Regions from separate parts of the Homo sapiens genome. Here region 2 is linked to region 1. A link is an interaction called in ENCODE POLR2A ChIA-PET data of the cell type or tissue named here. Cell type or tissue: endothelial cell of umbilical vein. All regions are shown on one strand. Each heading gives the region's core, and the rest is flanking DNA. Links, peaks and the distances in the headings are about the cores only.

Region 1 (16,700 bases), core at 5,321-10,320:
TTTGCTGCACCCATCAACCCATCACCTACATTAGGTATTTCTCCTAATGTTATCCCTCCCCAGCCCCCCACCCCATGACAGGCCCCGGTCACACATCACTTTTTTGTTGAAATAATCTCGACCTTTAACTTTAGATTAATGTTGCTTATCATTTTACACTATGTAAATTTTGTTATTTGAACTTAGGCATAACCCGATATTTTACTGATTTTGTTGCTAATACTCCTTCACAGTTAAAACATTTTGCATTTCTTAAAGTCCTAATTTTTTAAGAAGGATGGTAAAATTTCTGGGTCCTTGCATGACTGTGAAATACTTAGTGTCTTTGGAAATGAATGATAAAGCTAGGCTGGGTTTAGAATTCTGTTACAAAAACCTTTTACACTTAAAAATTAATTGAGTTTTTTTGTTTTTTTTTTTTTTGAGACAGAGTTTCGCTCTTGTTGCTGAGGCTGGAGTGCAATGGCACGATCTCAGCTCACTGCAACCTCCGCCTTCTGGGTTTAAGCAATTCTCCTGCCTCAGCCTCTCAAGTAGCTGGGATTATAGGCGCATGCCACCACACCTGACTAATTTTTGTATTTTTAGTAGAGACGGGGTTTCACCATGTTAGCCAGACTGGTCTCGAACTCCTCAGGTGTTGACCTCAAGTGATCCACCCACCTTGGCCTCCCAGAGTGTTGAGATTACAGGCGTGAGCCACTGTGCCTGGCGTCTTTTCTTACATATGGTTGTGTGAGAGAAATCTGATGTTAATCTGATTATTTTTTGTTTTAGATTATATGTTTTCTTATGCAACCTATATAAGATTTTGTTTTCCTTTATTTTTTAAAATCGTTAAATTCATAAGCATCACTAGGTTATTCTAGGTCTCTTTTTTGACTGCATTTGAATAAGCCCTTTGAGTATGAAAATTTATATTTTTCTTTATTTCAGGAAAATTCCCAGTATTATTTCTTTGATTATTGCTTCCCCTCCATCCATTATCTTCTTACCTTCTCACATTTTTATTATTGGACTCCTGGATTTGTCTCTCTATTAATCAGTGTTCTCCAGAGAAACAAAATTAGTGGGATGTATGTAGAGAGAGGGATTTATTTTAAGGAATTATCTCACGGGAGTGTGGGGTGGGCAAGTCTAACCTATAGAGCAGGCCAGCAGGCTGGAAATTTCTGCAGGAGGGAATATTAAAGTCTTGTATCCCAAAGCAGTCTAGGGAGAATTTCTTCACAGGAGACCTCACTCTTTTCTCTAAATACCTTCAAATGATTGGATGAGGCTCATCTACTTTATGAGAGTAATATGCTTTACTTAAAGTCTACTGATTTAGACTTTAATCACATCTAAAAATTACCTTCACAGCAACATTTAGACTGGTGTTTGAGCAAGGAACTGTGCACCATAGCCTAGCTGAGTTGACATATAAAGTTAACCATCACAGCCTGGAAATCACTTTTTTTTTTTGGCTCATTTTTCTTTATTATCTTAATATGAGTTCTAGGAGAATTTGTCAAAACAGTCTTCTAAAATCACCTGTTTGCTGCTTACAGCATTTATTGCTGTTATAAATTTGTTAATTTTTATTTAAAATTAATATTTTCTGATTTTATATTTTTCATAGTTTCAAAGTTTTCTCATATTTTATTGAAAAATGTTTTAATTTGAAATGTTTCTTGGATATTTATATTTTTGTTTTGACTATTTTTTAACGTTGGCCAAGCATGGTAGCTCATGTCTGTATTCCCAGCACTTTGGGAGTCCGAGACAGGAGGATCACCTGATGCCAGGAGTTTGAGACTAGCCTAGACACCAAAGCAAGACCCTGTCTCTACCAAAAAACAAACAAACAAAAAGTTAGCCAAATGTAATGGTGCATGCCCATAGTCCTAGCTACTTGGGGGGCTGAGGCAGGAGAATAGCCTGAGCCTGGGAGTTGAAAGCTGCAGTAAGCTATGATCATGCCACTGCACTCCACCCTAAGTGACAGAGTAAGACCCTATCTAAAATAAATAAATAAAAATAGAACTTTATTTAGAAAAATGTCAAAGCTATAGAATATTTGTAAACATACTATAATTAATATTATTGCACTTTTCACTTAATCAATTACCATTTGCCATATTTGGTTTATCTCTCACCATACACATGCATCACTTATTTTGCTAAACCATTTAAGAGTAAATTGCAGACCTTATGAACTTTTACTTAAATACTTAAGCATGTATCTCTGAACAAGGCCATTCATTTACATTATTTAAAATAGTTGTGAAATTCAGAAAATTTAACATTGATACAACATTAATATAGTCTATGTTTAAATTTTTCCAATTATTTCAGTAATGTCGTTTTATAGCAATTTTTTCTCCAATCTGGGTTCCACTTGAGAGTTATATATTGCCTTTAGTTATCATGTAAGAGATTTTTTTGAAGTAATTTTCTCTTTCTTGACATAAATCTGTTTCACAAAGAAATATTTGATATGACTCCTTAGAATGTGCCTCTTGTTTTTATATGTATGATGACTTTTCTTTATTGCCTTTAAAGAGCAGTTCTGCATGTTTCCAGTATCAGGATTTCAGAATTTGGGGTAAAAATTCTATTGGTTCTTATTTGAAAAAATTAAACCCAAAGGAGAAGAGAAAGTTTGTATTTTCTCTCATTTTGGTATACTCAGTTGTGGTACTTTTGGCTCTGTGGCTTCGGAGAACAATTGTGTCTCCCTTTCTTCAACATCACTCTTAAGGGGCAATTTTCAGTTGTCCACAGTATTTATAGAGTGTTATGTTAAGTCCAGTTGAGAATGCAAAGTTTGCAATCTGGTTCAATGAATAATAATTATTAAGGTAAGGCAAGTAAAGAGCATTTGTGAGACATGGTAAGAAGTTATGGAAAGTTCAAAGCCTTGAGTCTAAAAATATGAATAATATTTGGGTAATAGGGGAAACATTCCTGTTAAGAGTTTAGGAAAAATATAGATCATTAAAATTTGGTCTTAGTGTAACACTAGGAAGCATATCGTAGAACTAATTCCTTTATTTAAATTTTACCAGAGAAAACACAAACTTAAATATGTAGCTAATATATATTATGCATATAATACAAACAAATATAAATATATGTATAAATTGTTCAGTTCATCCAAGCTGTCAAATATTTCCTAAAGTTGTTTTTAATATTCTGTAACTTATTTTTTAGAGACAGGGTCTTGCTCTGTTGCCCAAGCTAGTCTCTTGAACTCTTTGCCTCAAGCAATGTAGTTTTTTATCTCTACTTTACCTATAATTACTCAAGCAATGTAGTTTTTTGTGTCTACTTTATCTGTATTATGTACTCTTTTTCATTGATAATGCCTCTATTTGTGCTCGTTTTGTTTTCTTCATCAGTCCTGCTAGAGATTGGTCTATATTATCATTATTGTCCTCTTTCTTCTTTCTTATATTTACTCTTATTTCTTTTCTCACTTATTTGATTGGGACATAATTGATTAGCTTTTGATCTTTGTTTTTCTAATTTAATAAATGAATTGAAGAAATGCTTTTTATTGTTTTAACTAACTGAACTGTTTTTAATATCAGGTTAATTAAGATATAATTTGCATAAAGTCAGATCACCTTCTTAGTGTATAGTTCTGAGTTTTGGCTTGTGTACACATTCATTGAACCACCACCATAGTCAAGATACAGAACCTCCATCACCCACGAAAATTTTCTTGGGTCCCTTTGTAATAAACCCCTCTCCCAACCTCAGCCCTTGGCAACCAATGATTTGTTTTCTGTCGCTGTAGTTTTGCTTTTTCCGGAATGTCATATAAACATAATTACACCATATGTAGCCTTTGATTCTATCTTCTTTCACTTAATATCATGTATTTGAAGTTCATTCGTATTGTTATTATGATATTGTGATCAGAGGGCTGGTTTATATGACTCTGATTGTTTGGCACTTATTTGGGCTTATTTTTGAGGTTTAGTGTGTGATCTGTTTTCATGAATGTTCTGTGTGTGTTTGAAAGGAATGCTCTATTTTTTAGTGCAGGGTTGTATATATATAGCTGATAGAGAGGCTTGTTGATTGTGTTGTTCAAATCTATTTTTACTAATTTTTATCCTTATTATCCATCAGGTTTTGATGGGGTTGTGTATGTGTATGTGAAAGTCTCTCACTGTGTCTGTGGATTTTTCCATTTCTTTGGGTAATTTGTATGTTTTTAAGTATATTAAGGCCATCATTTTAAAAATCTTCATACTTTTTTTAATGCCACTTTTTTCTCATTTAATGTTTATTTGCCCTAAATTCTATTTTTTAAAATTTATTTGTTTTAGTCAGGGTTCTCCGGAGACAGAACCAGTAGGATATATCTAGAGGTATGTGAAAAGGGATTTATTAGGGGAATTGGCTCACTTGATTATGGAGGCAGAGAAATCCCATGATAGACTGCAAGCTAGAGAACCAGGAAAGCCAAAATACTCACTCAGTCCAAGTATGAAGGCCTCAGAACCAAAGAAGCTGATAGTGTAATTCTCAGTCTAAGGCTGAAGGCCTGAGAGCCCAGTAGGCCACTGGTGTCAGTCCTGGAGTTCAAAGGTTGGAGAACCTGGAGTTCTGAAGTCCCAAGTCAGGAGAAGGGTGTCATGACTCCAGGAGAGAAGTGGTGAAAAATTGCCCTTCCTGCAGTTTTTTGTTCCATATGGTCCCCCAAGCGATTGGATGGTGCCCACCCATGTTGAGGGTGTATCTTTTCCATTCATTCCACCAACTCACATGCCAGTCTCCTCTGGGAACACCATCACAAACACACTGGGGCAGCCTAGTCATTCTAATCAAAAGCAGAGCCATCAAGGTGTGGTAGCTCACACCTGTAATCCCAACACTGGGAGGCAGGGTGGGAGGATCACTTGAGGCCAGGAGTTCAAGACCAACCTGGGCAACATAGTGAGATCCCATTTCTTAAAAAATGAGAAAAGTTATCTGGGTGTGGTGGCATGAGCCTATAGTCCTAGATACTAGGAAGGTCAAGTCGGCAGGATCGTTTAAGCACAGGAGTTCGAGGGTGCAGTGAGCTATGATTGCACAACTGCACTACAGCCTGGGCAACAAGCAAGACCTTGTCTCTGTAAAAAATAAAAATTAAGCAAAACCATCTGAGTTTCTCTTTCAGCAGAAAAAGGTCAGGCACAGTGCCTACTGAAACATTGAGAGTAATTAATGCTTTACCAGCTGTCTGAGTATCCCTTCATCCAGTCAAGATGACACCCACAATCCACTATCACAGTATTGCTTTGCTACTTTTCTTTTGGCAAGTTTTTGCTTAGAATATCATTTCCATTCTTCTTTATTTTCATTTAGCTCTAGATGTATCTCATCTGAACATCATAAAGCTGGATTTATTTTTCTAATTCCATTCTGATAGTACTTTTCCTTTAAGAAGTTAATTTAATTTATTATAGTTACACATTTGGACTCTTTCTTTTTTAAGAAGTGTATCTCTCTGTGTTGGACAGGTGGAGTGCAGTGGCTATTCACAGGTGCAGTCATAGTACACTGCAGCCTCAAACTCCATGGGCTCAAGTGATCCTCCCGCCTCAACCTCCCAAGTAGCTGGGACTAGAGGCACATACCACCACACCTGGCTTTGGGCTCATTTTAACCATTTTATTGTGGTTTTGTTTAGTTAATTTTTCTTCACTTTTTTTCCTCCTTTCATGACATCTGTTGAACTGATATTTCTCTTGGTTGCTTCTGCTTTTTTCTTTTTTCTCGTTTCCTGGTTTGGAAGCTATAGATTTGTATTTCTATTCTTTTAAAAACTAACTGCAAAAAAAAAAAAAAAAAAACAAAAAGAAAAAACAGAAAAAAAATTAACCATAAATTTTAATACATATGTGGACTATATTATTTTTCTCACAGAGTCTAAAATTGCTTAGTGTATCCTTTAGTTAAACAATCCATGCACATTTTATCTGCTGCCTTTCTTTACAGGTTTTTCTAGAATTTAATTCACCTTTGTATTTTGTCGATTTTATTTTAAAAGGGACAGTAGTTTGATTTCCATCCTCACAGTTACTTCTTATGTCCCTTGCCTTCCCTCAATGTTCAGTTTTCTTTTTTTCTGCTTTTTGTTTCATTTTTCTTGAGGTGGGTATCTCACTCTGTCACCCAGGCTGAAGTGCAGTGGCACGATCACAGCTCACTGCAGCCTTGATCATGCAGGCTCAAGTCATCCTTCCACCTCAGCCTCCCAAGTAGCTGGGACCTCAGGTGTGCGCTCCCTGCCCAGCTTATTTTTGTATTTTTGGTAGAGAGGGGTTTTGCCATGTTGCCCAGGCGGGCCTCAAACTCCTGCACTCAAGTGATCCACCCATCTCAGCCTCCCAAAGTGCTGGGTTTACAGGCATGAGCCACCATGCCTGGCCTAAAGTTGTTTTCTTGCTGTGAAAAGTAGTTATTTCAGCAAACACATGTAGCAGGTAAACTAGTTTTTGTAGTTCTGAAAATATCTTTATTTTGGCCTCTCTACTTAATGGTAATTTAGCTAATTTTAAGTGTTTAGGCTACAGTTGTTTTTCCCTCAGCAATTTGAAGATCAGACTCTAATATCTTTCAGTGTCTTTTGAGAGAAAAGAAATCTACCATTTAACTATTGTTACTTTACAGATCATCTTTTTCTAACCTCTGATAGCATTAAGACTTCTTATTAACCTTGATTTTGTCCTTGCTCTGTGGTGGATTGAGGTGTGGATATATTTTTATGGATTTTATCTTCTCTGGATTTGATGATAATGATGCTTTTAATCCAAGGTATTCTACTGATCTTTAGTACTGGGGATATCTTAGACATTATCTGTGCAAACATTCTTATCTGCTATGCCTTCTACATTCTATTTCTAAAATTTGTTCTATGTTAAGGCCTGTATCCTACATGACTTAACGCTGTTTCAGTTTTCATCTCTCTGTATCTCTGTATCACATTCTCAGTGAATTGCTCAATCCTGTTTTCCAGTTTACTAGGTGCCTTTTCTACTATATCCTTTTCTAATATATCCTGTCTACTAGGATTTTCTTTTTCAAATAATAAATTTCAATTTCCAAGAATTTTTGTCATTTTTTTGCATACACCAATTCTTATATTTTCTTTTAATTTTGTTTTCAAAATTTCTTATTCTTTTTTAAGATATTTCTTCCTTTACTTCTGTATGAATCTTCAACTCTTATTTTTATGTTTTCTGATTGCTCGTAAATATATTTCCTCTTGCATTTTTTTAAAAATTCATGATCTTTCAATTGTGTTTGTTGACTTTCTTAGCTTTAGTTTTCCTCGAGTGCTTTGGAAATCATTTTGCAGGTTCATCCTGACAGTGACTTTTTTTTCTCTCTATCTCTATCTCCTTTTGTTTATCCCAATCATTGAGTCAGTGGGTGGATTGACTTAAGTTTTAGGAACTAGGATTTGTCTCCCTCCTCTGTCTTCCTGGTTTTATATAATGGTTTATCCCCAAAAGCTTTTTTCAGCTTCTTTTCACAGTTTGGGGAATCACATCTTAGTGCCATTTTTATGCACTGAGACTTGCTCAAGTCTTTTGCCAGGTGGTTCTTTTTAATCTCCACTAACATGCAATATTAACCCTTGGTGCATCTAACCGCTACCAGACTTGGAGCTTAACTATTCTATAATGTCAGCCTTGCGTACTACTTTGTGTTCTGTTACACAGTGACTTTTATTTTTAGTACAGCAGTATCTTGATTTTTTTCTTTACTATATCTCTTATACTTTATTCTGTTATACTTTTTCAATAATATATCTTATACTTTATCCGTAATTGCTGAGTACTGTTTTAAATAGAGAAGTCTCTAAAGTGTCTATTGCCAGTACCATCTTGACCAGGAATCCTGTCAAAACAGTTTGCACATACATATTTGGAAATTAGGATATGAATCTTTGTCAAACCCATCACCTTTGGCATATATATGATTCATTCTATTTATTTGTTTAATGCATAGATATGCTACAGCAAAACAAGAATAAGAATACCAATTCATGTTCTCATAGCATGACTTCCAGACTCAAATTGGATGGATTCAAATCCTGGCGTTGATATTTGCTTCCTGCATGACTCATCTTTTCAAAACCTTTGTTTCCTCATCTGTATTTATGACATGTCTGCTTCATAGACATCTTGAAAGGATTAAATGAAATCTCAAAAACTCATGTTGTTCAAGGTTAAAAAAATATGTATATATATAATGTGTGTGTGTGTATATATATATATAATTAGCATAGCATTATGAACCCTCAATGAATGTTAGCCATTACTCGTACAGTGGAGTTGCATGATATACATGTTTAATGTATAAATTCACTTATAGCCATTCTCTTTTGTAAAATACATGTAGCATAATAATTTTAGATATATATATTACTATATATGATATATTAATTTGTACTTTAAAGTGAAATATTATCAAGGTTATTAAACCTCCCCCACACTGTATTTCTGTACTTTCTGGGTCATTTAAATGATCCTCAAAAGTAATTTTGACTACTGGATATTTTTTCCATATAGACTGACTTTTAAGACTTAACCGCCCCCCCCCATCAGATGCAATTATTAGTTGTCTCTATACTAGTCAGTGTATTTTTATGTCAGACATTGGCAATTATATAAAGCTGTATAGTACTGAAAAATCATTTGGGCTCAAAATCAGAAGATCTAGGTTCAAGTAGAGCCTATTCCATTATCCAGTCACCTCACCTTACTGGATGTCCATTTCTTCATTTATATAACAGGGATGATAACACTCCCATATCAGAGTGTTTGTAAAGATTAAATGCAATAAGGTATTCTCAGAATGCAATGTATAAACTGTAAATCACTAGTTATGTAGCTATGATTGCATGTCTTTGTTACAGCAGCTTCCTTCCATATTTACATAGTCATATGGAAAGTAGGTAACCCTGAGCCTGGTAAGTTATTGGCTCTCCAATCCATCCTGCACTTTTTGCAGTAAGGAAAAACTCTCAGTGAGAGTTTTATGAATAATGATTCTTTGGGGATGGGAGTGAAGTAGATCTACATTATCTGGTATTTGTATTTGACAGCTTTAACTGCTAAGACCAAAGTATTAGAATCCTTTGCTCTTTCAGTCACAGCATACAATATTTAGCTTTTAGCAATTCGAAGCAGAAATAGGCAGCCTAATTTTAGTCCTGAGGTAAGTAGAGCAGGCATTTCCTTTCCTATTCAGATAAAATTATTACATACCTGTAGTGGAATATGCCAAACAAATCTAAGAACTAAACCATTTATCCTTCACCGATGGCCCTATTTTAAGTCATAAGAAATGTGCTCTCCACTGAAGTCCCCAATACAGTTTTCTCCTCCTCCTTCACATGCAAATATAGTCAAAAGTACTCTAAATGGACCATGCCTATGCTTACTAGAGCAGTGCAAAGGTTAGTAAAATTTCTGCCTCTGGGAGCCCAGAAAAAAAGTTAGCACACAAACATAGCTACACTCAGCTGCTTTATAACCCCTTTCTTTCTTAACTATCTTCCTAACTTGCCACATTTGATTCAAAAATCAAAGCAATATTAGAAGGTATACACTGAGTATCCTGCTTTTTACCCTGTTCTGCCCCTGCTGCCACCTACTTCTGGTCACTGTTATCACTAGTTTCTTTTGTACTCTTCTGATGTTTGTTTATATAAACACAAATATAACAACATAGATACAGATGTATTTTCCCTCTTCTTACACAAATAGTAGCATACTATATATACTATTTTGCCCTTGCTTTTTTTACTGAACAATTTATAATGGAGTTTGGGGGATTAAATCTCCACACATAGAGAGCTTCTTCATTTCTCTTTAGAGTTACATCTTATTACATCAGAAGTATATGCCATTGCTTATTTAACCAGCCCCTAATAAAGGAACACTTTTTTTTTCAATCTTTTGCTGATGTAAAACCAGCACAGTAAATAACCTTAAATATTGTCATTTTGTATATGCACAGGATATCTCTAAGATACATTTCCAAAGGTATGATTACTAAGTCAAAGAGTGAATGCATTTTTTAAGAATTTTCTATTGTTTCAATCACCTCAAAACAACAGATAATGAGGGCATCAGGGAAGAAACCTGGTGGCCGTGTTGTGCAGGCAGACTTGCATTTGATCTGGGTTTCATCCTTGACTCGGTGCATGGCTTTGGGCAAGTTACCCCCCTCTCATGGAGCCTTGGTATCACCCTCTATCAAAAGTGGGGGCTGGTCCCTATCTCAATGGAGTAATTTTAAAATTAGATGAGATAATGGATGGGTCTTGTCTGTACTGCCACCTTTAAGATGCTGGGATTATTAACCAAAAAATGGCTACAAACCTGATGCCAGGCTCACTTGCTTTTTTTCTTTCTTTTTTGTTTTTAAATTATCAGATTGTAAAATGACTTTTTCTTTCTTTTGATATACTGTTCTATCAATTTTAATATATACATAGATTTGTGTAACTACTCAAAATCAGAATACAAAATAGTAAATATATTTTTAATTTGGATAGATACTGGCTAGTTGCTCTCCATAAAGGTTGTCTACCCACACTGCAATCTCCCCAACAATATATGAGTGACTTTTTCCTCACAGCCTTGGCAAATGATAGAGTTGGTTATTTGTTTGCTGTCTGTTATTACAGCCTTCCCCATGCAGAAACACAGCAGCAGACTAGGACCACAGCAGCTGTCTGGTCCTTCTTCTCTTGATTAAAGTTGCTTAAGCCACAAATCTGAAGCTTAAAAAGAAAAATAAATACTAAACAGAGGCCTCATATTTTAATCATATTTCAAAGCAGCTACTTTCCCCATCTGCTCTTCAAACAAATAGACAGCTTAGTTTACAGCACTCTGTTATTCTGAATAACTACAGGATAACTGAAAGAGAGTAGAAAAAGTCATCTCAATAACAGTTATATACCTTTGACATTGTAACTGTTCTTGTTCACAAGTTCCAGTGCACATACAACCTCTTTTTTCTCATCTGCCTCCTACCTAATGTCAAAACATTTAGAAATGAAAGCTGATTAAGATCTTATCATGTTGAATTTTGTAAACATACTAAAAGAAAGAATGATATTAATAGAATTGACATGAGAAAATTGGACTAAACTGTTTGAAGCATCTACTTTCTTTATTGTAGATGTAAATTAGCCACACTTAAGCAAAATACTAGATTTACAAATCTCTTGCTTATGGGCCAGATTCAGCCAACAGGCTTGTATTGCTGGCCTCACATAATCTTTCAAAATTAGGAAATATTACATTGAAATCCAGATTTTACTGAATAATGAGAATATCTGAGAATAATATGCCCATATTACCACATCACCACTGTTAGTTGGGGCATATACTCTAATTCACCGCATTTTTTTTTAAATAGAGGCAAGCTGTCACCATGTTGCCTAGGCTGGTCTGGAACTCCTGAGCTCAAGCCATCCACCCACCTTGGCCTCCCAAAGTGCCGGGATTACAGGTGTGAGCCACTGTGCCTGGCCTCTAATTCATTACATTTTATATACATTAAATTTTATACAATTTATATTTTATTAAAGTGATTTTATATATCACTTTATTCATTTTTTTCTACTTATTCTTCAGAATAGTGTATAATTTAGTAAAAATTTTAATAAGTTTTAATAGCAGCAAACACTTCTTTTTATTATTAGTATTTTCAGGTATCCATATAGTATTTAGCAATAATATTTCAATTGAAAGAATTTACAGTTATTGTGACTAAAGTGTTTGTTCTTACAGACATGAAATTTGCCGTTTGACTTAGTAGCTGGATTATTTGTCGTAAAGCTTTTTTTCCGTTTTAATACATGAACATATTTTCTTACCATTTTGGGAAACTATTACTGATTTTTATTACTTTCTGAATGATTCTTGCTTTTTATCATCTGATATGTTTATTATTTCATATTCATGTGTCATTTGACTTTTAATATATAACTTTTAAAAACTTTAGTTGCTGAGAAATGTTGTGCCAAGATTCATCAGAGTTATGATCATATTTCTTCTGCATTTCGATCCCCAAGCTGACAAGCAGACTTACCCACATAACTTCTCATTGATTTTAATTTTCCAGACTTTGCAGACCTCTGTTTATTTAGGTAAGCTGTAATCACTTTCTCACCCTACTCCCAACACTCTCTGCATTAAAATCTATCATTTTATAAACAAAGATTGCAGATGATGGACATTGCTTTCTTTGTTAACACTGTACCAGAACTATGAATGCTTTGTTTATGAGCATAATTAATTAAGGTTTGCCTCTGTTTTAAAAAAGGTATTCATTTAATCTGGTTGTACTCATCTTTAAGAAGCAAAATTATTTTTATGACTTGTCCTTTATTATTATTGTTGTTATTATCTAAGAATAATTGCAGCCAGGACAAGGAATCTAAATGAAATAGGAACCAAAGACTTATGGTAAAGGAACCGAAGATTTACGGTAAATAGTAGTGGTAAGTTTAGTGGTACTTACTTATGAAAAATATTTAACTGAAGGCTATTTAAATGCAAGTTATAATTTTAACTGTGGGAATAATGAAGAGCAACAAAGGATAAATGACATTTTAATTTTCATTTTTGTAATTTCTAACAAAGTTGATGATAATGCAATATGACATCTTGCCCTTATTGTTTAACTTTCTATTATGGTTTTTAAAGAGGTTCTTTTTTTTGCAAAAATATTCAGAGGGTTTTTTAGTTTTCCTAAAGGTGTCTCCAATCATTAATGTTTATATTATTCTCCTTTCAAACACCCATTGAATCATGATCCTTGCTTATTTTCTTTATTTCACTTTTAACTGCTCTTACTGGCTTTATTTGTGATGTGAGTAGTGTTCAAATATAATTTTCATTAACTCCATGAAATCCCACATCTTTCCCAATATTGACTTTGCATAAATTTGCATATTTTATAGGCATAGATAGCATCCCAAAAGAACAGATATGTTTACACCATCCATTGATTAGAGAAAGACTGACCAACAAAATTTTTGTCATGAAGAGTAAGAACAGGCTCTTTAGTGTTGAGTAGGGAAGGATATTTGAGAAGGGCCCAATTAGTGAGTGACGGATGTATCAGTCAGTTTTTTATGCTGATAGAACTTTTGATTCGGTAATGAATATTCAGGTAATGGGACCTCTCCTGTTTTGCCTTCAGTCTTCTGAATATGGGAATTGTCTTAGTCCATTTTGTGTTGCTACAACAGAATACCACAGATTGCATAATTTATAAAGAAAAACGTATTTCTCATGATCCTGCAGACTGGGAAGTCCAAGGTCAAGGGGCCTGCATCTGGTGAGGACCTACTTGCCACATCATCCCAATGGCCAAAAGCAGAAGAGCAATAGAGCATGTGTATAAGATAAAGCAAGAGAGTGTCAAACTCACTTTTATAACAAACTCACTCTCACAATAATGAAACCATCCTATGATAACAACATTAATTCATTTATGAGGGCAGACCCCTCATAACCTAATCCCCTCTTGAAACTCCGAGTTCTCAACGTTGTTGCTTTGGGGATTACATTTGCAACACATGAACTTTGGGGGACGCACTCACTCTGTAGCATAAATGGTGAATTTCTGGATAGCAAGATTCTGAAGCTTTTCAAGTTTATTATAGATGCTTTCTCATCTCAAATAACTCATCAACTATGGCATTTTTAAGTACCATGAAAGTGTGTGTTATGTTGGTGTGTGTGTGTGTGTATAAACTTCAGACCTTTAAAAAAGTGATTTCTGGCCGGGCGCGGTGGCTCACGCCTGTAATCCCAGCACTTTGGGAGGCCGAGGCAGGCGGATCACGAGGTCAGGAGATCGAGACCATCCCGGCTAAAACGGTGAAACCCCGTCTCTACTAAAAATACAAAAAATTAGCCGGGCGTAGTGGCGGGCGCCTGTAGTCCCAGCTACTTGGGAGGCTGAGGCAGGAGAATGGCGTGAACCCGGGAGGCGGAGCTTGCAGTGAGCTGAGATCCCGCCACTGCACTCCAGCCTGGGCGACAGAGCGAGACTCCGTCTCAAAAAAAAAAAAAAAGTGATTTCTTCACAGTAATAAGATGGAAATTCATTCATAGCATTGACTAAAGTGGGCTGTCAGTGTTGATAGTGACATTTATTTAGCATGAATCATATTCTACTATCCAAGAAAGATATTTTGCTATGTCATAGCTATGAACCAAAATAACCTAGCACCAATTGATTCACCATTATATTATAATAGATGCTCCAAAAACAAATACATACCAAGGGAAAAAAGCCCTGATGATCGGACTAGGTGAACCATAGGCGCAATTAACTACTCAATGCAGGGATGTGTGTAGTGTAATCTATCACAGGATACTTTGTTAGAAGTGAGTCTTGAAGTAGAAATAATAAAAAGGAAAAAAAAACAGTAATCTAAAAATGAAATGATTAAATGTTATAAACACTAAACAGAATTTTTTAAAGGCTGATGCTTATGGTTCAAAGACTTTTGAATAAAGACCAAGACTTCTCTGTGTTTTCTATATATTTAGTAAGTTCTGTAATTAATAAATCTTATCCTAACCTGCAGTGATCTCTCTCATCTGAATTTCCAGAGGCTTCATTTTTCTGTATTATATCTTTGACAAATAATTGTGTGCAGCCCCTGAACAACTCTTCTGCTGTTTTCTGAAACTATTTATTTAAATCTCATATGGTTATTGAACTACTTTTGTGCTTACAACTTCCCAAACTATAAGCTTCATTCATTACAGTGCCTTGCTAATAGTAGAAATGGCCAAAATAGTTTTTTTATTTGACTCAAGCTGATACAAACTCATTCTTTTCCAGAATAAGAAAAATTAACTTTACTCCTATTTAATGTATAGTACATTTATCTCATAAAACTATGAAAAGCCTTTATAGCAAATATTAACAATTTCTCCTTTTATGAAACTTATAATGAGTTCTTCTTTCAATATAGGTTATGAGTGGAATTTTAGATTCATGTTCTAGAGATTTGGTAAGACAATAGTGCTCATGAGGGTAAGATGACATGTTTGTGAAAATGTCCAGAAACAGGTATTTTCTTACACTGTGGGTAGGTATAATTAGTACAACTCTTGGAAAACAACTAATCAATGTATGTATGCCATACCTACATTGGATACCTACCAAGGTATGCCATACCTACATAAAGGATAAAAAGATATTATTATCCTTTAACTCAGTTTCTAAAAATCTATTCTAAGGAAGCATAGAAAAACATTATCCACAGGAAACTTTACAACATTATTTATAATAACTAAATTTGGAAACAACCTAAATGGTAAACAGTAGTGAATGGTAATGAACAAATTACAATGCAATAATGTGATGTTATTATACATAATGTTTTCAAATAATTTGCTTAAATGTGGACTTTCTCTTTAAAAATGTACGAAATTTAGTATTGTCACTGCTTTGCAAAAAATGAAAGCAGAAAAAAAGTCTGAGAAAGTTATGCAAAAATATCAACAGTTTAATAGTTATTTGGTTTTAATTAATAGGACTGTTTTCATTCTTACACTTATTTGTATTCTCTAATAATCCTATAAAAATCATGTATTACCTTTTTTTTTTTTTTTTTTTGAGATGGAGTCTCACTGTGTCATCCAGGCTGGAGTGCAGTAGCACGATCTTAGCTCACTGCAACCTCTACCTCCTGAACTCAAGCAATTATCCTGCCTCAGCCTCCCAAGTAGCTGGGATTACAGGTGCCCACCACCACGCCCAGCTAATTTTTTTGTATTTTTAGTAGAGACAGTGTTTCACCACGTTGGCCAGGCTGATCTCGAATGCCTGACCTCAGGTGACCTACCTGCCTCAGCCTCCCAAAGTCCTGGGATTATAGGCGTGAGTCACCGCACCCAGCCAAAAATCATGTATTACTCTTTAAATGAATGGAAAAGTAAGCTGCTTTTTTTAAATCTAAGAAACAATAAACACTTAAATCATTCTCTTGGGAAAGATATATTTCTTAAGAATGAGATTCCTGCCTTTTAACAGGCTTTAGGAATTTCAGAATAAAAAAGGAGAACTAGAGCAGTTTAAAGTACTGAGCAACTGATCAAATTCACCATTGCACTGCCATGACTCTCCTTCTAGATGAAAGAGGCCTCAATACAAATTATCAGTCTCCTCATACCTTAACTGACCTTCTGTTGACTTATCAATACTAAGCCATTTAGTGACTGTATGTTTTCAGTGTGACAACCCCAGGCTCTTCCCCGCTCATTATTTTCTCTTCATTTCCTTTTACTCAGTACAGTATTTTTAATGTTCATCAATATTGTAGCGTGTATCAGTAATTTTTTCATTTCTATTACCAAATAATATTTCAGTTACGAATATACCACATTTCATTTTATTCATCAATTGATGAATATTTGAGTAGTTTCTACTTTTTAGCTATAGTGAATAATAATACTATAAATATTTGTGCACAAGTTTTTATGTGAATATATATTTTCATTGCTCTTTGTTATATAACTAGGCATAGAATTACTGACTTATATGTTAACTTTATGTTTAACATTTGAGAGACTGTCAGGCTCTTTTCCAAAACAGCTGCACCATTTACAGTCCTACCAAGAGTGTATGAGGGTTTCAGTTTCTCCACATCTTTGTCAATA
Region 2 (16,700 bases), core at 6,796-11,795, 69 kb before region 1:
CATTAGGAAGGAGGGTCAAGGAAAGGGTGGGTTCACATTATTGTTGCAATTTTGCAAGTCTTCACAAGAAGGTAATCTCCGCTGCAACAGAAACAAAATACTTCCTATGAGGATGGCTTGTCTGTGGATCCTTTATGTAGCCCTGTCTTTTATGCTTCTCTAAAGCTGAGTCTAGCAAGATTCTGCTGACAACTCATCTCACCTTTGTTCCCATACTTGTGATTATAAGCAATACCTGTAGCAACATAAGGTATGTTATGTGTACGATCAGAGAATAGATTGTGGACATCATTTTCTTGGATCTACACTGCAGAGCCCTTTACCATGGATAAATTTCTCCAAGACTGCTTCTGTTCATGTATTTTCATGTGGCTCCTTCTAATTTTGCATCCCCTTTTGCCTATTTTAGAGTATAAGGGTCAAACCTGAACTCTAATTTTGCTGAAAATATAATGCTTAACTTTCTTCAGGAAGAAAGAAAAGGAGAGAGGGAAAGAATGGGAGAAAAGAGAAGAGAAAAAATGAATAAAGCAATCACCTTTGTTGGAAAAACCTACAATCCAGAAAGCAAGGACTCTGGAAAAGACATCATGAAACAATAGTAGAAGATGAATTATGAGCTGGCCAAACTTAGGAAAAAAGGATTTATTTCAAATATGAAATTGGAAGGAGCACAAGAAAGGCTAGACATCATGGAAAGCACCTTAAGGAATATTGTGGATTAAAATGTGAAGAATGAATAAAATAAACCAAAGAAAAAAAAGATTAGAAATAAAATTTTGTGAATGTATATAGATAGACTGAGACAGAGAAAGACACAAAAGAAAACCAAAAGAGTAGAAAAGAATGAATTATTTAAAGATAAGACTCAATAATAATTTAAAATATAATTTTGATCTACATATTGAAAGAGCATACCATGGACCAGGGAAAGTTGACCTAGAACTGTCAATACTGAGACATGTCCTCATAAAATTTCTGTACATTAAACATGAAGAAAGAATAGTCAGGTCAATAATAGAAGGGGAAAAAGTCAGACTTGTGTCTGTCTTATCCACATCAACATTTAGTACCAGTTGCCAGTGGAGTAACAGCTACAGGATCTTATAGAAAGGAAAGTGTTTAATATTTTAAATTTAGCCCAAATGTCTTCAAGTTTAAATACTAAAGACAGTTTTGAACTCAACAAATATAAAGACAGTTTTGAACTCAAGAAATACTTTTTGAAAACATTCTTAGAAAATGAGCTACTGCCAATCAGATATAAATAAACAGGAAAATTATCATAGAAGGTCTGTCAGCAAGCATTGAAAGGATTTAACTGTAAAAGAAAGACTAAAATGTGGGAATTAGAGCTAAAGAACAAAATGTAGACACTATATATAAATATAAATATAAAATGTTTACTAAAATTCCCTAAAAATAAAATATATTCCCTAAAAATATACCACTTCTACCTGTTTTCTCCACTTTTTTTCCCCAGTCTTTACAATTGTCTTATTATTTTTATTTTATTTTTTTTTGAGACAAGTCTCTCTCTGTTGCCCTGGCTAGAGTGCAGTGGCGTAATCTCGGCTCACTGTAACCTCCACTTCCCAGGTTCAAGCGATTCTCCTGCCTCTGCCTCCCAAGTAGCTGGGGATTACAGGCACCCCCCACCACACCTGGCTAATTTATTTTTATTTTTTTGTATTTTTAGTAGAGACGGGGTTTTACCATGTTGGCCATGCTGGTCTCAAACTCCTGACCTCAGGTGATCCGCCTACCTTGGCTTCCCAAATTGCTGGGATTACAGGCGTGGACTAATTTTCTCATCTTTAATACTTGGAAGTCAAAGAATATCAATTAAAGCTGACAAAAAATAAAAGTATCAGCATAATTTAACAATACAAGGAAAAATAGTGAAAAACATTAACTGAAATATGATGAATGAAAGAAAAAGGGCAGAGTAATAGAAAGCATGCAAATATTATAATTGCTTATAACAGTGAACTAATAGATTTTGAATACAGAAATAAGGACAGATATAAATTACATGTTTATTTGTAAAAACAAAGTTGCATAAAATTATAAACATAACCACTGGAACAAAGATACAGAGAAATTACCCATGGAGAAAAATAGGATAAACAGTACCAATGATATTTTTGTTTAAAAATATGTAGAAAATAGGCAGGCTGCAATGGCTCATGCCTGTAATCCCAGCACTGTTGGAGGCCAAGGCAGACGTATCCCTTGAGCCCAGGAGTTTGAGAACAGTCAGGGCAACATGGCAAAACCCTGCCTGTACAAAAATACAAAAATCAGCCAGTGATCCCAGCGACTTGGGAGGCTGAGGTGGGAGGATCACTTGAGCCCGGGAGTTCGAGACCACCCTGGGCAACATGGCGAAACCCCAGCTCTACAAAAAATACAAAAATTAGCTGGTGGACCCAGTGACTTGGGATGCTGAGGTTGGGAGGATTGATTGAGCCTGTGAAGTGGAGGTTGCAGCAAGCCGAGATCGCGTCACTGCACTCCAACTTGTGCAACAAGAGTGAGACCCTGTCTCAAAAAAAAAAAAAATAGAGAGACACACACACACTTGTATATGTAGACATATATATTATATACACACGCATATATATGTATACAGAGAGAAAACAAAATAACAGAATGAAGAACAATTCTTTCTGTTAGATGCCCACTGTCACATTATCATTTAACATTTTACTAAGGGGAATCAGCCAAGAGAAAAATTAATGTAAGTGGATTTTAAAAACATGTTTTGTTGAAACATAATTATACACATTTATGGGGTACATATGATGTTTTGATACATGTATACAGTGAATAATGATCAAATCAGGGTAATTGGGATATCCACCACCTCAAATGTTTACCATTTCTTTGGGTTAGAAACATTTCAAACCTTCTCTTCTAGCTATTTTGAAATATACAACAAAATATTCCTATTTTGCTATTGAACCCTAGAACTTATTCCTTCTATCTAATGGTATTTTTGTACCCGTTAACCAGTCTCTCTCCATCTCCCCTCCCCACTGCCTTCCCAACCTCTCACTTTTTAAAAAGTAGATTTCTGACCAAATCATAGAGCACTCTATTCTCTGATATGTTTAAAAGATACAATAAAGTATCTTATAAATGTCAAAACATAAAGATGAAAAGCCAGATAAAGGTAAGCAAGGTATTTATATTAGACCAGAGAAATTCAGTCAACAAAAATGTTAAGTGAGGTGAACACAGTCTCATTGTGAATACACATGAAGATGAAGCAGTTATGAATATCTACAGGTTAAATAGCATGGCATCAATAATTGGAAAGACAATGCACGTACCATTGAAAATAGTCAGAAACACTGAATACAGGTTCAGCTGCTTGCTGTTTGCAAAACCAAATTACAAGGACAAAGTTCAGTGGAAGAAAAGTGACTTTATTTCCAAAGTAGCATTGGGGAAATGGTCTAGACTTCCTGCCTTAAAGAAACCATTTCAAATTTTTGGCCAGAATACAACAAGTTAAAAGTGAAATTTGGTATGAAGGATGTGCAGGAGGGGCAAGGAGGTACAGGACCACGTAACTTGCTTCAGTGCTTTATTATGTGCTATTGTCCAATCTGGTAAATGGGCTAGCATTATCTTGAGCATATATAGGTTGTAAATTAACTGTACACTCACATAATCTCTTGTTGGGAGAAAATTGCATAGGTACCTGGATTGTCTCAAGATTCAATCACAGAAACTTCTAAGCAGACATAATTAGATAAGTGAGCAGTGCAAGGGAGTGCCTGGGGGAAAGAAGGAGAGTAAAGGTCATTATTTTATTATTAACAAGAAACAGGCACCAAATAAGGGAGGGAAGTAAAAAAGAAAAAAAAAGGACAAAAAAAAAACCCTTAAAAATAGGTTACTCGGTTACAACACCACTAGACTTGGAAAAGTTACTAATTGTCCCCTCAGTCCATAACAGATCATTCGAGGGTGGGAGATGGTGGAAGAATGAGGAAACACTGGAAGCATTTGTGCAAAAGTCAGGAACATTGCAAAGATACCCACTGGCGTGACTATTATTTAACATTGTACTAAAGGGAGCCAGCTGAGAGAGATACTAGAAGTTAGGAAAAAAAAAAAAAAAGATGACGTTAAACCCCTGGGTGTAGATGACACGATTATATACCTGCGTTCATCACCCAAAATAAAATCAACTAACTATCACAAATAAATTCCCTAAGATATATGGCATGACATTAATATATGTTCATATAGATAACTTTTCATGTATACCAAAATAACTTTCAGTTAAGCCCTAGCACCCTAAAGCATGTTGTTTGTGTATTAGTGTCCTGTGGCTTCTGTAACAAATTACCACAAACCTGGTGTCTTAATGCAAAAAATAATTATTTTCTTATAGTTCTAGGGGCCAGGAGTCTGAAATCAGTATCACTGGACCCAAATCCAGTGGGTCCAGTGTGTTGGCAGAGCCATTCTCCTTCTAAAGAATAAGCTGTTTCTTACCTCTTCCAGCTTCTGCTGGATGCTGCTGGGGAATTATTATTAAGATTAGTTAATCAATTGATTTTATGTAGTTTGTATATTATTCAATCTAGAAAACATGGAATAAGGACACTCTACCTTGTGTTTGTTTCCCCTATATACCTACTTTTATTTTATTTTACTTTATTTCATTTTATTTTTTGAAAATAGGGTCTTACTCTGTTGCCCAGGCTGGAGTGCAGTGGCATGATCTCAGCTCACTGCAACCCCTGCCTCCCAGGTTCTAGTGAGATTCTGGTGTCTCAGCCTCCCAAGTAGCTGGGACTACAAGCATGCGCTCCAATGCCAGGCCAATTTTATTTTAATTTTTAGTAGAGATGGAGTTTCACCATGTTGGCCAGGCTGGTCTCGAACTCCTGACCTCAAGTGATCTGCCTGCCTCGGCCTCCCCAAGTGCTGAGATTACAGGTGTGAACCACCACGCCAGGCTATACCTACTTTATATGACTGCTCATCTCTTTTAGGTGAAATGTGTGGCTGGAAACAATTTTGTGATCTTGCTGCCTTTTTCATTTTTGGTTATCTGTTCTTTTTTTTTTTTTTTCCAAGGTTGCCTGTAAACATCACTTGACTATTACAATTATTTTTATAGATTACTTTTACCTGATGGTTACTTTAAGGGACTCTTCATTCCCCAGCTTTTCTCTTCAACTACTTATTTTTTTAGAAACTTTAAAATTAACTTTTATAGCAAAGCAAATATTTCCATGAATTATAAAATGAATAGAAATAGTATCATCAAATACCTCTGTTCTATAAATTATAATCAAAGGAATTTATTTGAAGCAAATTGTATTTTAATTGTCTCTAGTTATGTTTTCACATGGGATTGATTAAACACCGTTATATGTGATACTACATTTTTTCAAATCCAAATGTTATTTTTAACTTTCATTATTACTTCTGTCTTTTCATTGGCATTGGCATAATATATTGTAACTTTTTCATTTTGATTTTACCATGAATAGATAGTTTTTAAATTACATTCTAAAACTGATTATGTTGACATAGGAGCATACAACTGAATTTGCTACATATGATCATTTTATTATATATCTCATTGTGTTATTTGAGATTTGTAGTTTTGTGTATTACTTAGTACTCTAGTCAGAATGTTTCTGTCTACCCAAAATTCATATGATGAAATCTCATTCCCAATGCAATAATGTTACGAGGTGGGACTTTTAGGGGCCAATTAGATCATGAGGGCAGATCCCTCATGATGGGATTAGTGCCACTATAAAAGTGGCCCAAGGAAACTTGTTCTGCCATTTGAGGACACAAAAAAGGCACCATCTATGAAGAACAGGCTCTTGCCAGACACAGAATCTACCAGTTCCTTGATCTTGGGCCTCCCATTCCCCAGAACTGTGAGCAATAAACTTCTTTTTTCTTTCTTTTTTTTTTTTTAATAAATTACCCAGTGTAAGGCACTTTGTTATAGAAGCTCAGACTAAGACACTGTGTTAGGTTATTTTTGCATTGCTATAACGGAATAATGAGACTGGCATTTATAAAGGAAAAAGATTTAATTGGCTCACAGTTCTGCAGGCTGTATAAGCATGGCACCAACATCTGCTTGGCTTCTTATCAGGGCCTCAGGAAGCATACAACCATGGTGAAAGGCAAAGCATGTCACATGGTGAGGGGAGGAGCAAGGGGCGGGGGGAGGTGCTACATACTTTTAAACAACCATATTTCACATGAACTCAGAGTGAGAACTCACTTGTCACCAGGGGATGGCACTAAGCCATTCATGAGCTAGCTATTTGTCCCCATGATCCAAACACCTTCCACCAGGCCCCACCTTCAACAGTGAAGATTACATTTCAACATGAGATTTTGAGAGGACAAATATCCAAACACATCAAACACATATAAAATAGAAACTACTACCTCTTGGAGGAAGGCATTTGTTTTTCATTGCTTTTTAGTTCCAACTAAAATTCTAATGTGGACTTTAGGAAGCCTAACAAATACTTTTTGATCACAGTATGTTACATAATAGATCTTAATTTTATTTTCATTTCACAAAGAAAAGCCATAAAACTACTTATTTAGAGCTACAAGCATTAGCCTAATTCCTACATTTTAAATAAGACTTACAGGCTGATTTTCATACAAACCAGTTGCTACTACTAAATTATCTTCATTTATGTATACCCTACCCCTTTCTACCTCCAATGTTAAGGATGTACCATTTAGAAAAAAACTGGTTAATTCTTTTTTTTTGAATACCTCAAACATACCTCATTTATTATATTGTTCAAGAGATAATAGGTCTTATAAAATGACTGGCAAGCTCATATTTTGCTAAATTACACAGATCCAATTATATTTTATACTTTTTTAATATTGTTAAACTTTTTAAATAATATTAAACTTGTATTATCTTAATAGGCCAAAACAATAACAATTTTTAAAAATTGTGATTTACCACATATTAGGGTAAATATTGGGAGCTGCTTAAATTTAGCTCATGTCATATGTTAGAATCTAGTAATCATCTTATTATATTATAAATCAAAGTTTACCCATTTATTTTACTTATATTGCTTAACCTGAAGAAAACACACAAATTATAAAAAATAACTTAGATGACTATATAAACATTGGTAATGTAAACGTTTTATCTTGTTAATTTATTTTCTATGAATATTAAAGAAAGTATGCTGATTTTTTGTTACATATATACTTTTTTCACTTCTACTAAACTTTCAGTTGTATCTAGTTTTGATTACTTAAGATCTTAAAAAAATCCTGTCTTTAGATAGTTCCCTTTTTATATGTATGTATAAGAGAAGATTATGTGATTGTAAATTCAGTGTAGACTTTCCCAATCTGCTGAAGTAAATTTTTCTCCTTATCCATTGCTAACTAGCTGTAATCTGCCAGTGGAAGGGATCATTCAGCATATTTTCATACGTGAATCAGCAAACCAATTTATAAGTTTTATTGAGTAATATTTTATGCTTAAGCCTAATACAACATCAGTCTAGGACGCAAATGAATTGAGATAGATTTAGGGGGACTTTGCTGTCCCTTTCTTTCTTTGTTTCTTTTTTTCTCTGTGAATTATCCTTTACATGTTAAAGCTGAAGGTTGTTCAAAGTTAGTTTCCAGTTTCTTCATTCTTTCATTTTTCTAGTTGGATCTTCAAATTTACATTTTCTTCAGTTTTCAGAAGCCATAGTTCACAGTGATCCTATTGTAGTAGCTTTGAATTCATTTATAAACATTCCTAACTTCATTTGGTATAAAAAGAATGTAAACTTTGGACTCAGAGAAAACTGCAAGATTAACTCTTTAAAACTACTTTCAGCGTTTGATTGAAATTTTCGATTTTTGTTATATTTTTTGGAATAAGCACACTGTGGCCCAGACTTGTTCTTTGATTATTTTCCTGTGTTTATTTATTCATACTAATTATAGATGTTCCATGATTATATTTATTTTAAAATATGAAGTATCTGAGGAACTCTTTTACAATTTTTTTTTCCAGTGGATCTTACAAGATCCATGTGGCTATTCAAAGTCACAAACAAGTACATCCCTACAATAACTCATCTTGATGGCTTATTTTAAATACTTTAAAATGTGCATGTTCACGAGATAAAAAAATATGAATTTCTTTTTTGAATCAGGATCTCGCTCTGTCACCCAGGCTGGAGGGCAGTGGTGTAATCATGGATCAGTGCAACCTCAACCTCCCAGGCACAAGCGATGCTCCCACCTCAGCCTCCCAAGTGGCTGCACTACAGGTGTGTGCCACCATGCCCAGCTAATTTTTTTCTGTATTTTTTGTAGAGACAGGGTCTTACTATGTTGCTCAGGCTGGTCTCAAATTTCTGGACTCAAGCAATCTTCCTGCCTTGGCCTCCTAAAGTGCTAGGATTACAAGCATGAGCCACCATGCCATGCCCAGCCCACTGTTTTTTAAAGAAAAGAACAGCTTTATTGAGATATAATTCATGTCATAAAGTTGAAAATTTTAAATTGTACAATCCAGTGCTTCTTAGTATATTCACAGTGTTGTATATCATTCACTACTGTTCAATTCTAGAACATTTCCTCACTCCAAAAAGAAACCCTGTATCCATTTCCTACTCTATTTCCCTCAACTCCTAGTCCTGGCAAACAGTAGTCTACTTTCTGTCTCTTTGGATTTGCGTATTCTGGATGTTTCATTTAAGTGGAATCATACAATACATGGCCTTTTGTTTCTTTCACTCATGGTAATGTTTTCAAGGCTCATCTGTGTTGCAGTATATATCAGAATTCCATTACTTTTTATAGCCAAATAATGTTCTATTATATAGATATACAGTACTGCATTTTATTTATTCATCAGGTACTTAGAGTCCATTCTTTTTGAATCACTATCAATCATCAATGATAAAAAGCCTGAAATTATAGTTTGGTATAGAGCAGTCTTTGACGTGTATTTTAGACATTAAAAAGGTGTGTGTATGTATATATGTGTATGTTTTAATTTTTGTATGTTTTAATCTTACCTTTCAAAACTCTAAAAAATTCTTAGTTCTAAAACACTGTGATTTTCCAAAGGTTTTGGATGAGGGATTTTTTATAATAACTTGAAATTAAGAAGGAAGAGGATTTGGTCATCTCTAGAGGAAAATTTTTAGCATATTCATTTTTTCTAGGTAAACATTCACTAGACCCTTTCTTTCTTCTCTTTATATCTCTAAATATAAGGCATCTCATTGACAACAATTTTAATTCTCTATCTTTCTTCCCTCATCTAATTGGTCAGGATGCCCAGTGTGTTTTACCTTATTAATAGTTCCTATTTGTTCGTTCTTTTCTGTTCTCACCACCAGAAACTGAGTTCATCTTTATTCTACATGATAACAGTGGCTTACTTTACCTGTGTCAGAGAACTTATCAATCTTTGTACTCGTCTCCTTCCAGCCACCAGCCAGTAAGCTCTTTGAAAGCAGGAACTGCCGTTTTTCTCTTGGCTTTCTTCCATAGTGGCTGGCAAAGAGTTGTACTCATCTCTTAGCTGAAAAAATAATGATGAACAAGTGGTATGAATAATATTATCACTTAATTTTTTCCCTATTCTTTAGTATAGTGTTCCTCAATGTTTCTTAGGAGGTAAACCTTAAGATTTTCAAAAAAGGATGTTATTATTTTTTAGCTACAAAAATTTGAGAAACTATATTGTCAAGAATTATATCATTAAATTTATTTTAAATATAAGCTAATATGCATAATAAAGACATTAAAACATTCTCACTTTTAGTAAATGATCTGCTTTTATTTTACTTTAAATTATGTATGGGGCAGGGAGCAGGGAATAGGAGGACTTAACAACAGTAACTATAAAAGTCAGATGATACTTAAACAGTATTTGACTTTGAGGCCAAACTAGTATTTAGGTGGATATTGAAAAGTAAATTTAAGTTGCCGCATCAAAAGTACATGCAAAACTGTGTTTATGATGTTACATTTTAGAGTTTTTTATATTTTATTCTTTCTAAATTAACTGATTTTAATTTCTAAACCAGAAAATTTTGGATTTGATCATCACCAAATTTCTTTTAACACAGACTTTTAACGTATTTGAGACTTACCCCTTTTAACTACATAAATACAACTTTTTGATATGGTGATGGTCATCTTGAGGCAAATTTATAGACATCAAAGAATGTTTATGCTTCTCATTAATTATATGTCACCAACTGTTTTTTTTTTATTCTGTCTTTAGCCAGCAATCTGTGAGTCAGTAAATTTTAAAATGTCAGACTGAGAATTAAATAATTTAAACCTGTATATTAACAAAAAATACCATGATGTCTAGAGGTCATCCAAGTGATCAACTGACTGAGTGGCTAAGATGTGAACATGCTTCTTAGGCCTCTAGGATATTCATTCATTTGCCTCAGGTGCTTTCAAATCATTCCATTTTAAAGGGAAGAAATATTTAAATAACTATGCATTTACTCATTTTTAAAATTATAAGTTAAACAGATGTTATTACTGCCTTTAACATTAACTCTGTGACCTTCTAGGTGAGAGGCCAACAAATTTTTTCTGCAAGAGGCCAGACGGTAATATTTTAGGACTTGAGACCCAGGTCTTTGTGGAGCTACTCAACTTTGCTTTTGTAGTGTGAAAGCAGCCATAGGCAGTACATAAATAAGCATGGCTGTGTTTCAACTGTATTTATAGACACTGAAATTTGAATTTTATGTAACTTTTTGCTGTCAAATATCTTTCCTCTTTTAGCATGTTTTGAACCATTTAAAAATGTAAAAACAATTCACACAGGCAATATAAAAACAGGTAGCAGATTGGACTTACTCCATGGGCTGAAGTTTGCCAACTTCTGCACTAAATGGTTCAATTCATTGGTTGGAAAAATCTGCTTTTGTAATTCATTCTTAAATTTCCCCAGTATCACATCTATCATACCACCCCAAAGTTCTTGCTAATCTGAGCTTATGCCTGATAACCAAAAGTGTTCAATTTGTTACCAGTAGCTCCTATATGACCCCTGTTATGTTGCTTCTCTACCCCATGTCACAAGTAGATTATGGAAGTAAATAAAAAGAAATTTCAACACTGTCTGCTGTGAAACTTGTCTTCGGTTGTGATTAGGTAATGTGGTATAAAGGAAATAAAACCAGGAGATGTGAAAACCAGGCTATATTCCTGGTTCTACCACTAATCAAAGTGATCAAGTTTGGTGGGCCTCTAAGGCTCCATTTTCTCACCTGCCCATCCTGACAGATTATTAAGAAGTTATAATAGCACATATGAAATTACTGGTAAGGTAACCTTAGCATTGCTATTTACCTTTATTGTCATTGTGGTAGTTAGTAGTTGTACTTTATTATTGCTCTTAAACTTGACTATGGCAGGGCTCCCTTCATATGTTAATATATCACTTAAAACTAGATATAGGTTAAGGATTGCACATTAATTTCCTCTAAGCATTTTGTGTTTCTTACTCTCACATTTTAAGCTACTCTAATCTCCTCGCTGTGGTACTTGTACCAGGTTCATTACTAACAGTAGTGTGAAATTTTATATTCTACATATTCTTTCTTACCACTACTCTGTGAGGGCAAAGACTGTCTGTTTTGTCCCTGCTACATCGCCAGCCCCCAAAATAGTGTCTGGAATATATTTGAGCACTTCTGAGTAAATCAGTGACATAAATAATCCCATATGTTCACTTGCCTTGAATTATCAAAAGGAGTAAACAAAGCTCAATAGAAATAAAATGTTTTAATGCATAAAATACATAAGATTATGAAAGATATCTACTTTGTTCAGTTTTACTGATATATAATTTATCCACAGACTCCTTGTGGGCCCATGGACCCTGTTTTTGTTTGTTTGTTTGTTTTTGTTTTTGTTTTTGAGTGGGCAGGTTGTGGGCGGGGTTTTTTTTCGAGACAAGGTCTTAGTCTGTCACCCAGGCACCATCATACCTCACTGCAGCCTGGAACTCCAGGCCTCAGGTGATCCTTCCACCTCAGCCTCCCAAATAGCTAGGAATGCAGGTGTGCAGCACCATGCCCGGCTAATTTTTTTTTTTTTTTTTTTTGGTAGAAACAAAGTTTTGCTATATCGCTGATCTCAAACTCCTGGCTTCAAGCGATTTTCCTACCTTAGCCTCCCAAAGTGCCAGAATTACAGGCATAAGCCACCATGCCCAGCCAGACCTTGGTTTTTGAAAATATGGAAGAATTTTTAATGAATATCAGGGGACACATTGTCCACAACTATAAATTGCAAAACTACTTTGATAGGATATAAAACAAATGCAAGCTTTATTTGGTCTTGTCTTTAAGAAATCCTCCCTCTGCACTTTTAAATTATAACAGAAAAAAACAATGGATTTTTAAACTTTTGGTTAAATTTCTTAAGATTACAAGAAGAAAAACAAATTTTGGCAAGCTTATACAAAAAGGGTATTTTCTGGGGAAATACTGGAGTTTCTAATGCAATTGGAAGGTGGGAAGGGAGGGAACAAAGATAGCTCTGGACAGTAGCTTTCTCCAGAGTGGAGCCAATGATAGAAATGCCCAGTCATGGGTGCAAATTTGAAAATATTAGAAGAGAAACCTGGCCGATCAAGCTTAGATCACAGATGCATGCCTCAACTGGTCAGCCAGAGCCAGAGAGTAGAAACTGTAGTAGATCTGTTAACAGTGAGATCCATTATTTGGTATGGGGATGAGCTACGAAACTACCCCAAGAGCTGTCTATAATGTAGTCTTATTAATCTGACTCCAGAAAGCAGTGCATTTATTTTATATTATTGATGTCTCAAGACAAAAAACTTTTTTTTTCTGTAGATTAGGTTTATTAGCACCAACTTCATGACTTCTAAAATGTGACTGCTTTCATGTCCAGATAGCTTGAATACAGGTATCTACCGTGATATGGGGTGGATAATTAATAATGCTTGGCTACTTATATAAAGACAGTGTTGCTTATTTTTCAAAACATTTTTTTAACAATTATATTCTTCCCTTCTCCCCAAGAGGTGGGCAGAAAAGCATTGTTAATCTCCTTTTACAGATGAGGAAAAACAAGATCAGAGGTGCTAAGTGCTGTAGCCTAGTGCTAGGTCTTCTGTCCCCAATTCTGGGTTCTCCCCAAGCCCGTGTTTCTCCTTTCTCACAATCTTTACTTCTTCCGCTGACCCTCAGCACCACCCAAAGTACTTTTAGTTCTGGAAAAGAAACCCAGCTGCACACTGGCACACTTGACCTTCATGCAGCCAGAAGCTTTGGATGGTTCCCCATCCAAAATATTAGAGATGAAATGAAAGCAAAATAGGCATCTGACAAAAGTTGCTTTTTCCCTTCTGCATTTTAGGACCTAAAGTAATGTTTATCCAGAAACTGCTGTCATACCATAGATTCATTGTACATTCAACAACATAAGCATACAATCTGGCAAATTAAAAATCTCTTAACCTACACCCCGGATCCCTGCCCAAATTTAAGAAAAGAACTAGGGTGGACACAGTGTTTTTTCCATGTCACGTCTTCTGTGATGGGGCTACGGTATGTGGGAGCAGAGAATGGGGTGGGTGGGTGAAGCGTATGCCAGATGAGGATCTATCAGCAATGGGAGGGATCCTCTGCTTTAGCATCTCCACCCCTGCTCCTCTCAGAGGATGGCCTTTCTTTGCATTCAGCTGTGATGGTAGCAAGAACACAGGCACACCAAAGATGAGGAGAGAGGGAGCCTTGTGCTCTCTCTCTGCATCTGAGGCAGGACAGCACAGGGTATGGAGCAGTCTGCAGAGAGGCCAGCTCATCAGCTCTTCATGGAAGCACTTGTCTTCCACCTTGGGCTTTGAGCGCTGGGCAACTGGCCCCTGGGGATCAATGGAATAATCCTAAGCAGACTTACTCTATGTCACACTATGGAATGTTCCAAGTAGGTGGCCATGTTTTCATAAGATGTCTTTTCCTCCTTTTGTTGTTGCCATTTCATATGTTTAGGATTGGATGTGTGTTTCTTCTCTCTGAATGGCACTCGAATGTTTGCTGAGTCCTATTCTGTATGACTGGGGCGTACAGCTGTGGACTGATGCATGCCATCCCATCATCTTTCATGATCAAAGCAGTCTCTTCTTTTTTGACAGCTGAAGAAACATCAAGTCACCCTTAGTCTGCCACTAATTTATTTCCTTCTTGCTTAAATGATGAGAGACATATAATCTCCACCCTCACGGAGTTGTCATTACCCTTCTTTTCAAGGGCCAGTTTCCCTTGCCTCCATAACTGTTGTTGGTACTGATGGCCAGGCTTCCAAACCTCTTAAAACTCCCCCGATAAAAAACATTTTACTCCAAATTGCAAGACAGCTTTGTCCATTGATGTGTATATAGACAATATAGACAAAATTAAGAATTTTAATATGTGCCAGATCACTCACTAGCGTATTAATACATAATTTAATATCATACAATATAGCCAGTATAGTGTAGTGGCAATATGGCATGGGACTTAAGAGTATAAGCCCTTGACCAGACTTGCATGGCTTAATGTCTTAGCCCTACCACTGGATGAGACCACTGGATAGGTCTCATCCAGGCTGGGCTCAGCTGGACTTGGTTCTTGGTAGGGGGTAAGTCTAGGTTCATATCACATATCTCTCATCTTCCTTGGATCAACGGATACCTGAGACATTTTTTTTTCTCAGTATGAACAGCAGGATTGCAAGGGAACAGACTAATCTGCATAAGCATATTTCAAAGTTCTACTTAGGTAATGTCTGCTATTATTCAATTAGCTAAGAGAAGTTACATAGCCGAGCCCAAAGTCAAAGCACAGAGAGGTGCACACTTTCTGTGGAGATGTGGTAGTGAAACAGATGGCAATCTATTCTACCACAGGGGATGATACAGTCATGCATCGCTTAATGACATGAGTACTTTCTGTATTGTTAGGCAATTTCCTCATTGTGTGAACAGCATAGAGTGTACCTACAGAAATCTAGATGTTATAGCCTACTGTACACTTACGCTATAGGGTATAGCCTATTGCTCCTAGGTTACAAACCTGTGCAGCATATTATTGTACTGAATACTGTAGAGAATTACAACATAATGGTATTTGTATATCTAAACAAAAAAGGTACAATAAAAGTAAGATATGAAAGATAAAAACTGGTACATCTGTATAGAAGATTTACCACGAATGGAGCTTGGAGGACTGGAAGTTGCTCTGAGTGAGTCAGTGAGTGAGTAGTGAGTGAATGCGAAGGCCTAGGACATTACTGTATACTAATGTAGACTTTATAAATAATGTAGACTTAGGCTACACTAAATTTATTTTAAAAGTTTTTTTCTACAATAACAAATTAACCTTAGTTTACTGTAACTTTTACTTTATAAACTTTAAATTGTTTAACTTCTTGATGCTTTTATAATAACACTTGGCTTAAAACACAAAGCACAATCATGTACAGCTGTGCAAAAATATTTTCTATTTATCCTTATCCTATAAGCTTGTTTCTATTAAATTTTTTTCTTTTTAAACTTTGTTGTTAAAAACTAAGACACAAACACACACATTAGGCTAGGCTTATGCAGGGTCAGGATCATCAGTATCGCTTTCCTCCACCTCCATATCTTGTCTCACTGGAAGGATCTCAGGGGCAGTAACCCACACGGAGCTGTCATCTGCTATGTAACAGTGCTTTCTTCTGGAGTACCTCCTGGAGGACCTGCCTGAGGCTGTTTTACAGTTAACTTTTTTTTTTAATAAGTAGAAGGAGTACACTCTACTATAACAATTAAAACATAGAGTATAGTAAATACTAGGCAATAGGAATTTTTTGACTTCATTATAATCTTATGGGATCATTGTCATATATGCAATTGATAGTTGACCAAAACAATATTATACAGCACATGACTAATAGAGAGTTGTAAGGTTAGTGTATGTAAAAAGCTTAAAATAGTTTCTGGTGCATAGAAAATGTCCAATAAACGTTTGCTATTATTAGGCATACAGAAACACACAAAAATTCAGTATTGTGTAACTGTAACATAAAATACATATTTGGCAAAGGTGTCACTAAGTGACACTTTTTCCTATCCTAAGCAAAAAGAACAAAAAACTGGGGAAATCACATTACCTAACTTCACATTATCCTACAAAGCTATAGTAACATTTAAACAAATAAACATGCTTAAGTTTAATTGAAAAGCTAGTGTGAGCCAACCTCTAGGATAGTCAAATATTATCACAATTATTTACTGTTAGCAGAATCAGAGAATGGCTAAAGATCACCAGGTTTTATCCACTCATTTGACAGATAATGAATCGAGCCAAAATGGCGAGATATGTAAGTCAAAGAGGAAGAAGTGGATGAATGGAGGATGGATAGATGAATAATAAATAGGTAAGTAGTTGATAGAAAAAGGAAAGGAAGGAAACCAACCTAGATCTCTAGAACTCTAGCTGAGAACTCTTCCCACTGTATCACACAGACCAGGTGTTTTTTCCTGTAGTTTATATAAATACTGTTTATCATATTTTTCTATCCTTCTGCCTTTCAATGAGCCTTAAAAGAAGAGATAATTTTAATAATAATATTTTTAAAAGTTCAACTATTGCTTCAATTGAGAGATGACTGTAGGA

The links. ChIA-PET counts read pairs that join two places held together with the same protein. Peaks named below come from ENCODE experiments on the same cell type or tissue, not always from the same donor. Only the 100,000 strongest peaks of a DNase experiment are listed, where the experiment ranks them.
Region 2: POLR2A ChIA-PET joins it to region 1 with 7 read pairs; 2 of 35 experiments call an interaction of 5 or more read pairs at or near these places.

Annotation. Positions count from the first base shown.
Region 1 is chr2:148,274,317-148,291,016 of GRCh38, forward strand. The region is part of intron 3 of MBD5 (methyl-CpG binding domain protein 5); the gene reads left to right. Among named protein-coding and RNA genes, the nearest start is that of MBD5, 260 kb to the left of the region's middle. In endothelial cell of umbilical vein, for the core only: no CTCF peak of the experiment used is centred there; a DNase peak (open chromatin) is centred at 8,085.
Region 2 is chr2:148,203,573-148,220,272 of GRCh38, forward strand. All of the region lies in intron 2 of MBD5 (methyl-CpG binding domain protein 5), which reads left to right. Among named protein-coding and RNA genes, the nearest start is that of MBD5, 190 kb to the left of the region's middle. In endothelial cell of umbilical vein, for the core only: no CTCF peak of the experiment used is centred there; no DNase peak of the experiment used is centred there.